Linked DNA regions of Homo sapiens: region 2 is linked to region 1. Evidence: chromatin contacts called from ENCODE Hi-C or POLR2A ChIA-PET data. All regions are on one chromosome and are shown on one strand. Each heading gives the region's core, a stretch centred on a gene start or an enhancer-like site at or near the end of the contact. The rest is flanking DNA. Distances are from core to core; before and after follow the strand shown.

Region 1 (7,512 bases), core at 5,013-7,512:
AATTTACATTGCCATGGTGAACTTTAACATAAATGCTTTAGGGTAAAGATCTTGGGGCCCACAGGGGAGGTGTGTAGCTTTTCACGTGTGTAGCCATCTTATTTAGGAACCAAAATGGGAGGCAGGCTTGCATGACCCACTTCCCAGCCTGACTTTTCCCTTTGGCTTAGTAAGTTTAGGATACCAAGATTTATTTTCCTTTCACAATTAGTTCTACCTGTTTTTTTTTCTTTTTTGATGAATTTCTTATATACAAGATCATGTCATCTTTAATAGATATAGCTTTACTACTTCCTTTCCAATTTGGATGCTTTCCATTTATTTTTCTTCCCTAATTGCACTGGATAGAACCTGTAGTACACTGTTAAATAAAAATGGCAAAAGCTGACATTCTTGTCTTCCTCCTGATCATAGAGAAAAGCCATCAGTCATTGACCATTAAATGTAATGTTAACTGCAGGTTTTATATAGGTGTCTTTTGTCAGTTTGAAGACGTTCCCTTCTCTCCCTAGTTCAGTAAGTGTTTTTATTATAAAAGGAGGTTGGATTTTGTTTTATATATGTATTCTGCATCTATTGAGATGAACGTGTGTTTTGATCCATTATTCTGTTGATATGGCTTATTACACTGATTGGTTTTTGGATGCCAGAGCCATTACTCTGGCACATGGCAGGAATGGTAGCCTCTGATCTTCTCAGCTTTTCTACTGGACACAGAATATATGTTTACCCCAGAAAGCAAGCTGGAGTGAGGGCAATTAGGACCCCTGTATTCCAGACCTGTTATGCCTAGTGTATAGTCTCCATCCATGAGTGGGAGCTTGGTGGAGGAAGGGAGCCTCCTGCCTCTTGGCCACAGTTAGCTAGAATTTAGCGTTAAACTTGGAGTTGGAGTGGATGAGAAATGCTTGCAACCTTCGCCTTCTTGTGAGACACCTTATCCCTTGTTTGATAGAGGAAGGGAGAGTGAGCCCCATCTTCTTGACCACATCCACCCACAGTGGAGCTTCTATGAAGCTGAGCTAGGTGCGGGGCTGGAAAGAGCAGATTATGGCTCAAATGCCACACACTCTCTCTGTTCTTACCAAGTTGTGATAGATTTTATTGAATAAATTTTTTTTTCATTTTTTATATACCTTTAAGATAATTTCCAGAAACTTTTAAGTTTTCTTAGAAATTTTCTCCAGCTATGGTTGTTTCAGTGGGAAGTGTCTCCACAGAAGTGGAACTCCCCTTCGTGCACTTTTTAAACTCTAGGGGTGGTAATGATGTCAACTATTGTGAGCCCTGGGGTACTATCCTTTGTAGTTTTCCAGTATCTTGCCAATACCTTTGTAAATAGCCATTTTATTAAATTTTCCTCAAATTGCCCAATCTGAGATATGGTTTGGCTCTGTGTCCCCACCCAAATCTCATCTCGAATTGTAATCCCCATGTGTCAAGGGAGGGAGGTGATTGGATCACGGGGGCAGTTCCTCCCATGCTGTTCTCATGATAGTGAGTTCTTATGAGATCTGACGGTTTCGGGGTTTTTCTGTGTGTGTGTGTGTTTGTTTTTGAGATGGAGTCTCACTCTGTTGCCCAGGCTGGAGTGCAGTGGTGCGATCTTGGCTCACTGCAACCTCCACCTCCCAGGTTCCAGGGATTCTCCTGCCTCAGCCTCCTGAGTAGCTGGGACTACAGGTGTGTGCCACCACACCCAGCCAATTTTGTATTTTTTTGGATTTCATCATGTTAGCCAGGATGGTCTCGATCTCCTGACCTCATGATCCGCCCACCTTGGCCTCCCAAAGTGCTGGGATTACAGGCGTGAGCCACCGCGCCCGGCCGAGATCTGACGGTTTTATAAGTGTTTGAGAATTCCTCCTTTGCTCTTCTCTCACCTGCCTCCATGTAAGATGTACCTGATTCCCCTTCTGCCATGATTGTAAGTTTCCTGAGGCCTCCTCAGCCATGTTGAACTGTGAGTCAATCAAACGTCTTTCCTTTATAAATTACCCAGTCTTGGGTATTTCTTTACAGCAGTGTGAAAACAGATGAATACACTGAGTATTCCATATGTTTCCTGCTACAATCCAGACCGACACAATGGGAGTGTTGTGGGCACAGAGGTGACCCGGGCTCATCATCCGTTCTCCTCTCCCACTCTTTCTCCCACACTGGCCGACTCATCCACATCCCAGAGCTTCAAGAGCAGGTTCATGGGCCAAAGAGCCCCAGGAAGGGAGATGGGCCACTTGATGAATGCTTGCTGTGGTTTCTTCACGACATGAATCAGACAGATCATGTGGTCCTAGACCCAGCCATGGAAACTGTGATCCCGAAGCAAATGGGCAACCAGTGTGAAACTGGCGGGAGCACACCTGAGGCCCTTGTGACATCACTTCTTCAGGGACCTTATTCATAATAAATGACTCTATAGTTCCCAGGAGCAAATGGAGAAGAAGACTTTGAAAGGGCAGAAAATAGGACCAAAAAACGTCAAATTTCAGAGTTTTGAATTAGCCATTGTGCTAGTCCATTTTTGCGTTACTATAAAGAAATACTTGAGACTGGGTAATTTATGGAGAAAACAGGTCTATTTTGGCTCATGATTCTGTTGGCTGTACAGGAGGCATAGTGCCGGCTTCTGCTTCTGGGAAACCTCAGTAAATTTCCAATTATGGTAGAAGGTGAAGGGGGAGCAGGCATGCCACATGGCAAGACAGGGAACAAGACAGAGGGAGGAGATATCGTGCTCTTTTAAACAACCAGATATCACGTGAACTGCTAGAGTGAAAACTCACTCATCACCAAGTGGATGGCATTAAGCCATTCGTGAAAGATCCATCTCCATGATCCAATCACCTCCCATGAGGTCCTCCTCCAACACTGGGGATCACATTTCAACACGAGATTTGGAGGGGACAAACATCCAAACTGCATCAGCCATCCTAGTACAATTTCCAACCTCCTCAATCACTGTGCTTCTCCCAGAGAAGAGTTATGGGACAAGGGCCAGTTTGCACAAGGAGAAGACCAGGTGTGGTAATGGGTCTGAGACCCCCATCCTATAGCCTCCGGAGTGCATGATTCCCTTCAGCACGCTGACCCCATCCCTCGTTGCAAGAGCAGAGAGAAACGCAGTCCTTCCCACTCCAAAGCCAGCATCTCCAGGAACAGAGGGTCCTTGTGGGTGCCTCTCATTGACTTTCTTGCTTCTTCCCAGTCTCGATCCCTCTTCTGAGTCGCACCTCCGGAGATGACAGCCTTTTACACCACACTGCTCTTTCCTGTCCCCCTTCACTTCTCTCATTTACTATCAAAAGTCTGGGGGGAAAGGTGGCTCCAGCACAGTACAGTGACAACTTAAAACTGAATGTCAACCATCACAGCCCTGAAGACGCTTCAGTGCTTCACTGCCACTTGGAGTTCCCAGTGTCCAGGCCAGGGTCTCACCTTAGACCCCAACTGCTCCCAGAGACTCCTCTCTGCCCCCCAAGGACTCTCCTCCTACCCTCTCTGGCATCCAGGCTCCAACTCCCAAATTCCTGTACTGGCCTTCCAAAGAACAGCTTAGTCCTTTAAGTGACACCCCATCTCCACCTCTAACCTGTGATATGTATCAAAAGCCTCACCGGGATTTCCTATTCAGCAAACAGCCACCTTTGTAGGTTTCCACCTCTTAGAGGCCCAAAGCACCTGCCAAAGCGTTCACATTATAGTTTTCCCTTTAAATGATCAAATAGCCAAGCAGGGCTTCTATTGAATATTTCTTTGCCCGAAAAGGGTTAGAGACCATTATTACAAGCTTCAAAATCCTGCTCCTCATAGTTCTGTCAAGTGATCTTAGAATCATACTGCCCTCAGTCCTTCTCTTCCTTGCAGCCGTGGATGAAACTCTGTTGCTTTATTACTCCAAGATCTCTCTAGTTCTGCTAACTACTTATGTGCCCTTCTATTTAATGTTGGCAGTTCCTTGAGGAACACACAAGTGTTTTTTTTTTTCTTTACATTTCATTCAGGGAATTACTAAACAATCATTTCCACACAGAGATGTTGTGGATTACGCCAAAAAAAAAAAAAAAATCAAGGATGGCTGTCTCTGTCTTGAAATGCTTAATAATTTTATCTGTAAACTTGTGGTTTGTAAGTGAGGTCCATTAAGACAATGGAGCATGAGCCAGGGAAACGGGCCTCTACGTGTGGCCACTGATGTTCCATACAGCATTCATAATGCACCATGCACACTGAATTCCCTGTGGACCCCTGATGTTGCGAGGCCAGCAAGACTCAAAGTGAGCACAAGGTACTCGTGCTGTATCTACAACTGAGGGAGCTGGGTGCTGACACCCCAAAAGGCCGCACTTTTCCCCTTAAGAGAGTAAACTTGTTTCGAAGGCAGAAAGAAGGCAATGGTGTCTTAAGAAGCATGAAGAAACCATATTGTATGAGTCATGGTTCTCTAGAGGGACAGAACTAATAGGATATATATATTTATATATATATATATAGAGAGAGAGAGAGGAGTTTATTAAGTATTAACTCACATGATCACAAGTCCCACAATGGGCAGTCTTCAAGCTGAGGAACAAGGAGAGCCAGTCCAAGTCCCAAACTGAAGAACTTGGAGTCTGATGTTCGAGGGCAGGAAGCATCCAGCGTGGGAGAAAGATGTAGGCTGGCAGGCTAGGCCAGTCTCTCTTTTCGCATTTTTCTGTCTGCTTTACATTTCTAGCTGCACTGGCATCTGATTAGATGGTGTCCATCTAGATTAACAGTGGGTCGAACTTTCCCAGCCCACTGACTCAAATGTTAATCTCCTTTGGCAACACCCTCACAGACACACCCAGGATCAATACTTTGCATCCTTCAATCCAATCAAGTTGACAGTCAGTATTAACCATCACTCATATCATATATTTTCTTATTCATGCACTTCTTTATATTAGACACCTGATCATGCCAAAAGGCCAGTCCATAGTTCTTTTGCTTTTCAGTCCTTCCTTACGCATCGGTGAGTCCCAGGTCGAGAGTAGAGGTAGAATTCGTGCACGTAAAGTGCGATGAAAACGGGCAAGTTCACTTTGTGCAGCATCTGTTTTTACCAGCGTGGTTCTGGTAAAAACAAAATCTATATGCATGTATAAGCTATGAAGTACAAATTGCATAATTTCTGTGATTCCACATATGAGATCAGTGCACTTATATTAGTATTTAAAACTGGCATTGCACAACGTAAAGATGGATGGTGAACTTCATGCTAACAATTTAAATCTAAATTTTTCTTGGAATGATATTAAATAACACATAAAAACACTATGAAAAGAGAGAAACTGAGAGGAAAGAGAAAGTTTTATATTTTATGACCTCAGAGGCACTTTCTTTCTGTTTTTTGAACAAGGAAGCTCCGCACTTTTCTCTGAGCTCCACAAATTATGCAGCCAGCCTTGCAGCAGGCAACACATCAAAGCCTCTTTCCTGGGGGTCTAGTGAGGGATGTAAAACACAAATATGTTAATAATATACAATATAATGTCACTAACAGTAAGTGCTGTGCTAAACAAAAGCCAGGATGGCTACAGCAAGCCGGAGGGGAGCTGAGAATTAGATGTAAATTCTGAGGGATGGGAAGGGCCCTAGATTTTAGGGCGTTGTGCAGAAGAGTAACCAGATCTGCTCTACGTTTCAGGAAAGGAAAAAAAAATTCCCTCTGGCTGCGGTTCCGAGAATAGCCTGGAAGGAGGCAGGGGTCCCGGCTGGAGAAGCGTGGCTCCGGGGTGGGGCGTGCAGGGCTAGCCCGGGCGGGGGACGCTGCCCAACAAGCAGGTTTGCGGAGACTCACACCTTAGATTCTGAGTTTTTAAGCTTGTTTCCTCAGAGCAGGGAACTCACGAACGTTTCGTGAGCACCTACGGTATGCAGGGTACGGTGCGGAGCCCTAGCGTCACTGACGACCGGGACAGCCGAGCAGCTGCAGGATCCGTCGTGTTCCCCAGCAATTTTAATATTTAAAAATTCGTTACTGTTGCTGTTACTTGTTTTCTATGTATTGGATGTCTTCGTGAAGAACCCTCAAAAGTGCAACGAACTCCTCCCTGCCAGAGGGCGGCCGCGCGCTCTGAGTACAGCTTCCCGCGGAGCCGGCCAGGTCCTCCAGGGCACCGAGAAAGCCGGCCAGAACGGCGGCGCCCTATCCCGGCCGCAGCGATGTCTGACGGCGCCCCGGAACTGACGGTCTGGTACGCAGGGGCGCTCGGCGGCAACGGCGGCTTTAAACGTCATCGCGGGCGCGACGCCTGAGGGACAGTCTGGGGTTTGGCTGTCCGGACGGTGCAGCGGCGAGGCCGGCCGCGAAGATGCCAGTGGCGGTGATGGCGGAAAGCGCCTTTAGTTTCAAAAAGTTGCTGGATCAGTGCGAGAACCAGGAGCTCGAGGTAACCCTTTGCGTCGCGCTGGGAGAAACTGCGGAGTAGTCTTAGGCCCTGGGGCGGCACCAGTTTCCAGGGTAACGGGGTCTGAGGCTAGCGGGCTTTGGGAGCTCACGGGGCGGGCGTGGGAGGTGGACGTGTGGATCCCTGACCGCCGCAACCTGCTCCGACCGGGCCCGGTCTCCCCGAACTCGCCGGGACCTTTTTGTTATGTGTCTTCAGCTTGTGAGCCCGAAAACCCTGTGCGTCTTTGCTCCAGCACCTACCGATGAGCTCATATTAATTAGGCATCTTTCCTTCCCAGTATCGGGTTGGGAGAGGGTAGTAAAGTGGGTTTTATTAAAGATCTTGGTATACACACACACACTAACACACACACCGCAACTCACACGCACACCAAGAAAAATGTGACCATTGTAACCTTTTTTTAACTCACAAAGCCTTTCTCGTAATGTTGTCAAGTTAGCTTGCCATTTTGTCTTCAGTAAGACAGATGAAAGTTATGCAGCTGTTAAAGTTAATGTTTTTCTTAGACACTTAAAAAGGGTTTATATCATTAGTTTTAAAATTAAATAAAGGAGACAACATCCAGAAGCAGCAGCTCACTAATAGATAATAGATACTTTCCAGTTGAGTTAAAATGGAAAGAATTGTCTTTGCAACGCAGCTGTGGTGATTTTCTGTCTCTTATTCAGGACGCTTGATGTAATGGGCAGAATCAGAATGCTTCAGGAATCTGTCGAATTTGTTTCTTATAATAGTAAGATCATTTAAATGGGAATTTGAGAACTGGGGAAGGGGATCCACTTACATATTCTTGAATGTATAAAGAAACTGAAGCCCAAAGGGAGATAAATCAAAGCTGATGACGAATATAAACTTAATACTCAGAATTTTCGTGTTTGATACTTCTCTAAGCTGTTTCTAAATCTATAATAGGACTATAAGATTACTTATAGTCTTAGACTAAAAAGGCTTACTTTTAAAATTAGCATTTATAAAATATTATTTTAAAAATGAAAGTTAAAGGGTAAATGAGGTTTTTAAAATTTTGTGTTGTTTTGTTTTGTTTTCATTTTTGGCCTTCTAGGCCCCTGGAGGA
Region 2 (6,887 bases), core at 3,929-6,428, 350 kb before region 1:
CCGAGAGCTGGGGACTGTGCCCGCAGCTCTGTGTGGCTGCACTGTGGGGAAACGTGATGGTGAGATGGAGCAGAAACGGAGCTGATCCCTTGGTGGTGAGGTTTCTGTCCAGGACCAGTTGCTGTCAGTCATGTGTCTGAGGTTCCCTCCAAACAACTGTTTTTTGTTGTTTTGTTTGTTTGTTTGTGTTTTTGACAGAGTCTCGCTCTGTTACCCAGGCTGAAGTGCAGTGGCACTATCTTGGCTCACTGCAACCTCCGCCTCTTGGGTTCAAATGATTCCCCTGCCTCAGCCTCCCGAGTGGCTGGAATTACAGGCACCCACCGCCACGCCTGGCAAATTTTTGTATTTTTATTGGAGATGGGGTTTCACCATGTTGGCCAGTATGGTCTCAAACTCCTGACCTGAAGTAATCTGCCCGCCTTGGCCTCCCAAAATGTTGAGATTACAGGCGTGAGCCACTGCCCCCGGCCCACACACAACTGTTTTTTTTCAACCCTGAATTAGAATTTAAGCAAGGAACAAAGGGAAAATTGTCAATGCTGAAAAACTGGAAAAGCAAATGGGTTGAGGCTGCACACGGTGGCTCAGGCCTGTAATCCCAACACTTGGGAGGCTGAGGCAGGAGGATGGATTGAGCCCAGAATTTTGAGACCAACCTGGGCAACATAGCGAGAATCTGTCTTTACAAAAAATTAAAAAATTAGCCAGGCATGGTGGCAGGCACCCGTACTTCCAGCTACTCTAGCGGCTGAGGTGGGAGGATCGCTTGAGCCCAGGTGATGGAGGCTGCCATGAGCGGTGATCACACCATTGCTCGCCAGCCTGTGTGACAGAGCGAGACTCTGTCTCTACTAAAAATTTTAAAAGTTAGCTGGGCGTGGTGGTGCATGCCTGCAGTCCCAGCTAGTTGGGAGGATCAACGTCTCTTCACTACAGCCTGGGTGACAGAGTGAGAACCCATCTCAAAAAGTAAAAATAAAAAAAGGGTAGAGTCGCCAAAGCTTGGGGAAAAGAGAGCACAGAGAAGGAAAGTAATATTTGCTGAGCATCTACTATGTGCAAGGAGCTTTAGATGATATTTTCATGCAGTGCAACTGATACTCACTTTACACGTGTGCACGCCAGTGTCCTGAGGATCCAAGGAACTTGCTCTAGTTTCCACAACTAGCAAGTCCCAGAGAGAGATTCTAACCTCAGCTACCTGGATCCAAGCTGGGCCGTGTTCTCTCTTCCAAGGGTTTGGCTCGATGCTGGGCGGTGTCCAGGGTGGGACGGGTCTCTGGGGCATCCCCTACCTCACTGCTGTCACCCCACCTGCCTTTTCATGTCTTGGCTGCCCGGTGCCATTGTCCCCTATGTGAGGGTCTCCCTCTCCCTGACACCGGATCCTGCATGAGAGGCAGTTCGTTCCCCTCCCTGAGAAGCTTGGCTCAATGCCCATGTACATTTGGGGCGAGTTAGAGATCACACAGTGTCCGGTGAAAGGTGGAATAAATAAATGAGTGACTGACCATGGCCCTCCCGATCTTTCGTAGATTTCTGTTTTGCGTCACTGGCCTAGGCAAGCACTTAATAGTTAAACGGTTTCTCCACTCCCAGCCGGTTTTTGTTTTCTTTCTTCTTTGTTTTCTTTCCTTTCCTCTCCCACCCACCCCATTTGTTGTGGTGCCTACTTTGAACTTGTCATCAGCAATGGTGAATTCAGGAATAAAAGGCGACAGAAGCACAGGAATTGGCACTTCTCTGTGTCCCTGGGCAGCGCATGGCCTGGTTGTTCTGCTGTGACCTTTGGCCTATGACACCAGGATGAGGATAAACAGGTATACACAGTCCCTGCGGCCTTTGTGAACAGAGGGCGTTTGCAAAAGACAGTTGTGTGCTGTTTCTTTCTGAGTAACTTCCGTGGAGTCCCACTGCCCTGGAGAAAGAGGACAGGATGTGAGGGTCTGTGCAGCAAGTGGGCAGAAGGCAGCACCTGCTCCTCATTGTCAAAATCTGAGAAGGACTTGGAACTGGAAGAAAAACAAACCCCTGGGGACGGATTGGAACCAGGGCTAGGAAGGAGCTGCAGCTGGTGGGCGGGAGAGGTGGCAGGATGGGTAGCCAGGGCCTGGATTGTTGCTCCCTCAGCACGTGCTGGCCTCAGTGCAGGGAGGACTTGTTGCAGGCTCAGAGACAGATTTCCACCTGCAGGATCTTGGCAGACCCACTCAAGGCCTGCTCTGCTCCTTTCCCACCTGCCTGGACGAGGCGTCTCAAAGCTGCTGGAATCTCCGAGATGGGCAGAAGCCCATGGGCTGGGGCAATGCGTTTCTACTGCGCTTTGTCTCAAATGCTGAGTGGATGATGCTGCTTGGTGTCTGGGGAGCATGTGTAAACCTCAAACTTTTCTAAACCCTGGCTTTGTCGTGGCAGCCTTGTGGAACCGTGCAATCATAGCGTACCATTTCTGTAATGAGAACCATTTCCCGAATATTAAGCTGGGCGCAGATCGCGTATCTTAACAGGGAAGAGAAGAATCTCTCAATTTTGTTAAATAAATATATTTAACAAGAGTTTAGGTATATAAACACATAGAGGCACACATGTCTATGAGTGTTTGTATGTATGTATATATACCTGTGTGGGGAAAACACTCTAGAAAGCAACATATCACAAAGTTAAACAACTTTACCCTTGGTGGCAGTTGTTTTCCCTTTATTTTCCATTTTCAAAATTGTCTAAAATAAAAGAAGCAAATATGGTCAAAACGAACTATCAGAAAGAGGATATTAAATTGAAAAACATTATAAATATGCTTTAGATTGTTTTTTGAGGGTGGTGTGTTAGATTCCTTGAGTTCCAATCCTGTTTTCCCCACAGAGTCCACCAATGCATGATCTTGGATTTCCCAGTGCCTCAGCTTCCCTAACTGAAACAGAGAAGGAATAACAGCCTCCAGTAATGTTCTAAAAGTTTAAAAGTTAGTTTTTATACTTATGAAATGTATCACTGAGCATTAAACATCGTTTATCCGCATATTAATAATTCATTAGGTTTTAACTATTACATTCCAAACCACCAATGCAGCACATTGAAATAATTAGGCTGATCATTAATGGAGAAGGATGGGGATAAATGGTGAGTGCATCTACAGCTTTTTTTTTTTTTCTTACGAAAACAGCAGAGGGTAACAATGTTGTGACAAGGAGGCCGTTGCTTCGATGAGATTACAATCTTTGACCTCAGAAACTGCTGGTGGACTGTGAGTCTGGAAGACGGACCTGGCTTCTCTCTGCGGCAGGGAAGGCTGGGGTCACAGCAGGCCGGCTGGAGTTCTCTGGGTCACCTGGGGCTGCCAGCTCAGCTCGGTGGCCTGGCTCACATCCCCGGGCACTGTCCCGTGAAGTCACAGGAGCTGTATGCCCAGCCACTCTCCCACCTTGACAATTCTTCCTTCCCATTATTGGTCCTGCTAAATCTGCGCTGAGGCTTCCTAAGAGAGAACAAGTCCCCCGGGTCATCCTCAGGCCCTTTCAGTCCCTGTGCTGGCTGCACACAACCTCCCAAGCCAGAGTTAATGCACCCAGGGCTGACAGATTCAGCAAATTACAAAGATAGGAGCCCAGTTAAATGTGAATTTCAGATACATAACCAATAGTGTTTTAGTATAAGGGACACACTTAAACTAAAAATAGCCACTGGGCTGTTTCTCTGAAATTCAATTTTAATTGGGTGTCCTGTATTCGATCTGGCAGCCCCTGTGCACCACAAATCCAAACACCCACTAAGAGGTGTATTTCAATAGCATTTCAGGCAAGTGGTTAGTAATGGAAGGCAAGGCCAGGCACCGTGGCTCACGCCTGTAATCCCAGCACTTTGGGAGGCTGAGGCGGGCGGATCACTTGAGGTCAGGAGTTTGAGACCAGCCTGGCCAACATGGTGAAACCCTGTCTCTAGTAAAAATACAAAAATCAGCCAGGCATGGTTGCGGGTGCCTGTAATCCCAGCTACTCAAGAGGCAGGAGAATCTCTTGAACTTGGGAGGCAGAATTTGCAGTGAGCTGAGATTTTGCCACTGCACTCCATCCTGGGTGACAGAGCAAGCCTCTGTCTCAAAAAAAAAAAAAAAAAAAAGAGAGAACTTAGAAGGGGGAATATGTCCACCTCCGAGGGAAGTTCAGATTTAATTTAAACCAGGTGTTGGCAAAGTATAACTCATAGTCCAAATCCAGCCCATGGCTTGTTTTTGTAAATGAAGTTTTATTGGAATGCCACCGTGCCCATTCATTTACAAAGTCTCTATGGCTGCTTCCATGCCACAATGGCAGTGCTGGGTAGTTGCATCTGAGACCACATGTGGCCCATGAACCTGAAAGATTTAATACCTGGCCCTTTACGGAAAAAGTGTGCAGACTTCTGATTTTTAAGGCATGGCTGACAGCTGCCCGGAGCCGGCTCTGGTCAGAGTAAGAATATTCAGGCCCTGGGATGCCCCTGATGTCCTGCGTCTCACAGCATTTTTGTTTGCATTTGACCCTAAGAGAGAAAAAGAACCTAATCTAAGCATCTAGGACTCCCAGGCTGGGAGCCGCAGATGGGTCATTGACCCTAGAAAGTGGGGTGGCTACATCAGGCAGACTGCTTTGCCTATTCAGGACAGTCATGCGGGAGTGACCTCGTGAAGATCTTCAGAGTCCAGGCCCCAGGCATTTACCATCTCACCAGAATGGCCATGTCATCCAAGAATGTTGCTAGCCTGCTCACCCCTGAGATGAATATTGTGGGGTAAGAAACCATCGTGCAAGGCAAGGTCCTGTCACCTAGCATTTGAATCCAGCTTAACCTCGTCAGAAACAGCAGCGGGTTGCACAGGGCAGACTATCACGAGGTGCTCCTTGTCCAGGCAAGGCTCCCTAGGGCACTTTACCAGAGCCAGATCACTTACTGGGATAAAGGGCATGAGTCACAGGACCGGGCACGTCACCTGCTGGGAGATGCATCCTCATTTGCTGTGCTACCCTCAGCAAAGGCCGATCTGTGTCTCCTCAACCTGAGGGTCAGGGGGATTATCTTTGCTTCTTCTCTGACCAAAAGGCCATATAAACATTATCTGAGGGGAAGCAAACCAGAGCTGCCTTTCACAGCATGGTCCTCCCAGGAGAGCCTTCAGGTTACGTAAGCAGCTCAGCTGACTGCAGCAGCTCAGCACCAGATTCTCTGGCCCAGGCTCATGGTCCATCTGCCAGGAAATAGAAGCTCTGTTGCATTGCCTGGAAGAGATGCCACAAGAGGGAAAGGGGCAGAGAGTTAAAAAAGTTTAAAGAGAACAAGTAAATGACATTACAAGAAATAATGCATGAGAGTAAGTTTCCAGCCTTAAATGCACTGAAGTCTACCCAAGGATGTCTTATGTGGCAGCCAGTGACTCAAAGTGGCTAGTGACTTCCTGGTGGTTACCTGGCCTCCCTTCCTGGGAGTCCACCTGTCTAAGCCAGAGTTCATGGCAGGGAACACTTTAGCCCCACGTTGCTTTGGGCAGGTTCTATGTGGGCCCAGAGATTCAAACGACACCTTTTCTCTTTAGTTGCCATCTTCAGGTGCACGATGGGACCATCGCAACCTGCAGAGGAAGGGATTCCCTCACTCTCTTACTCCCTAACCCATTCATTCACTTTTTAGTATTTTTCTCATTCACGTATTTAATATCCTACTGTGCTGCATATGGTTAGATTTAGTTCATTTCTCTAGGACTCAATGGTTTTTTAAAAATGTAAGCAACAAACCAACATCTTACCCAGAATCCCAATATGTCCAACAAATAAGAGGTAGGTGGTAACTTTCAGGCAGATACAACTTATTATTTATGTATTTCTGTGTGCATGTATTTGCATGTATTTGGAAATCTTCTCCCTGGGCTCCTTACTCCCTCCTCCCCTGCCACTTTTCAGATTGGGGGAAAGTGTCCTCATTATTTCAGCTGAATTTGCAGCCCTGAGCCCCAGGGATGGAAGGCGTGAGTCCAGCATTGTGAGACAGCAGTGCCGAGAGCCTTCTCTGAGTAAGGCAGGAAGCCTTCCCAATTCCAGTCTCCAAGTTTTATTCTTTCCTGAATCAAGGACAATGCCAGGCTTTTGGGCGTGGAGGCCCTCTCTACATGAATTCCCATATGAGGCTCTTCTATTTCAACAGCCTCCAAATTGGAATGTATTTTGAAGCCCCCCATACAGCCCCCTGTTGTCATTGACCCTAAATCTGCAGGCACAGGAAATTGGTCCACACCCTGCTCTGTACGGCTGCCCTGTAAGTATTTGAAGATGGTTCTCTCGTTCTCCTGAAGTCTTGGGTTTTCCCCTTCTGCTTCTCACCATCTTTTCTTTCCATGGCTTCTCATGTATGGTGGATTTTGAACTTTTCCTGGACATGCTCTTTGAACCTCCTTCAGTCTACTAGTGTCCTTAAGGCCTCGTGTTTGTAGCTAAACCTGGCACTTTGGATTTGGATTTTCTGTAATGGAGCTGAGGTGATCCAGACATCATGCTCAGGGCATCGTTAACCAGCAGGAGATGGCTCAGTCCCTAGCAGCTCTGCAGTCTGTGAAGGTGCCTAAGTTTTCTCACGTGCATGCCTCTCTCAGTCACATCTTTTTCACTCTGTACACATTTAAGTGTATGTCTGAACCCAAGTGCACATTTTTTAATGATCACTATTGAATGTCTTTCTCTACATTTATTCTTCGCTCCAGTTATCAAGATGTTTCTAGACTTTCCCTTGGTCATTGTACTGAGTTATGTCCCCCAAAAATACATGTTCCACCTTCAACTGTGTACCTGTGAATGTGACCTTATTTGGAAATAGGGTCTTTGTGGATGTCATCAAGTTAAGATGAGGTTATACCAGAACAG

Evidence for each region. Hi-C counts contacts between places; a loop is a spot of excess contacts on that map. ChIA-PET counts read pairs that join two places held with the same protein, here RNA polymerase II (POLR2A).
Region 2: a map of gastrocnemius medialis shows a loop between it and region 1 (4-fold over the local background). The contact joins the enhancer-like site here to the promoter of COPS8 in region 1. A Hi-C loop is called at or near these places in 1 of 168 maps with a recorded cell type or tissue (gastrocnemius medialis). POLR2A ChIA-PET finds 5 or more read pairs at or near these places in 1 of 52 experiments (MCF 10A).

What each region holds. Positions count from the first base shown.
Region 1 is chr2:237,079,627-237,087,138 of GRCh38, forward strand. COPS8 (COP9 signalosome subunit 8) reads left to right here and starts at 6,263. Exons shown (of 8, transcript NM_006710.5): 1 at 6,263-6,416; 2 at 7,501-7,512. The coding sequence starts at 6,339. COPS8-DT (COPS8 divergent transcript) reads right to left here and starts at 6,195. Exons shown (of 3, transcript NR_187934.1): 1 at 4,530-6,195. RefSeq lists enhancers at 5,309-6,203, 5,844-6,393, 6,204-7,098.
Region 2 is chr2:236,727,298-236,734,184 of GRCh38, forward strand. LOC105373948 (a long non-coding RNA gene) reads right to left here. Exons shown (of 6, transcript XR_924022.2): 5 at 4,970-5,255; 6 at 4,226-4,521. Among named protein-coding and RNA genes, the nearest start is that of ACKR3, 160 kb to the left of the region's middle. Within about 2 kb of position 5,179, at least 15 of the 41 ENCODE cell types and tissues checked have a DNase peak (open chromatin) inside an H3K27ac peak, as active enhancers do; they include gastrocnemius medialis, where a contact is called at or near this core.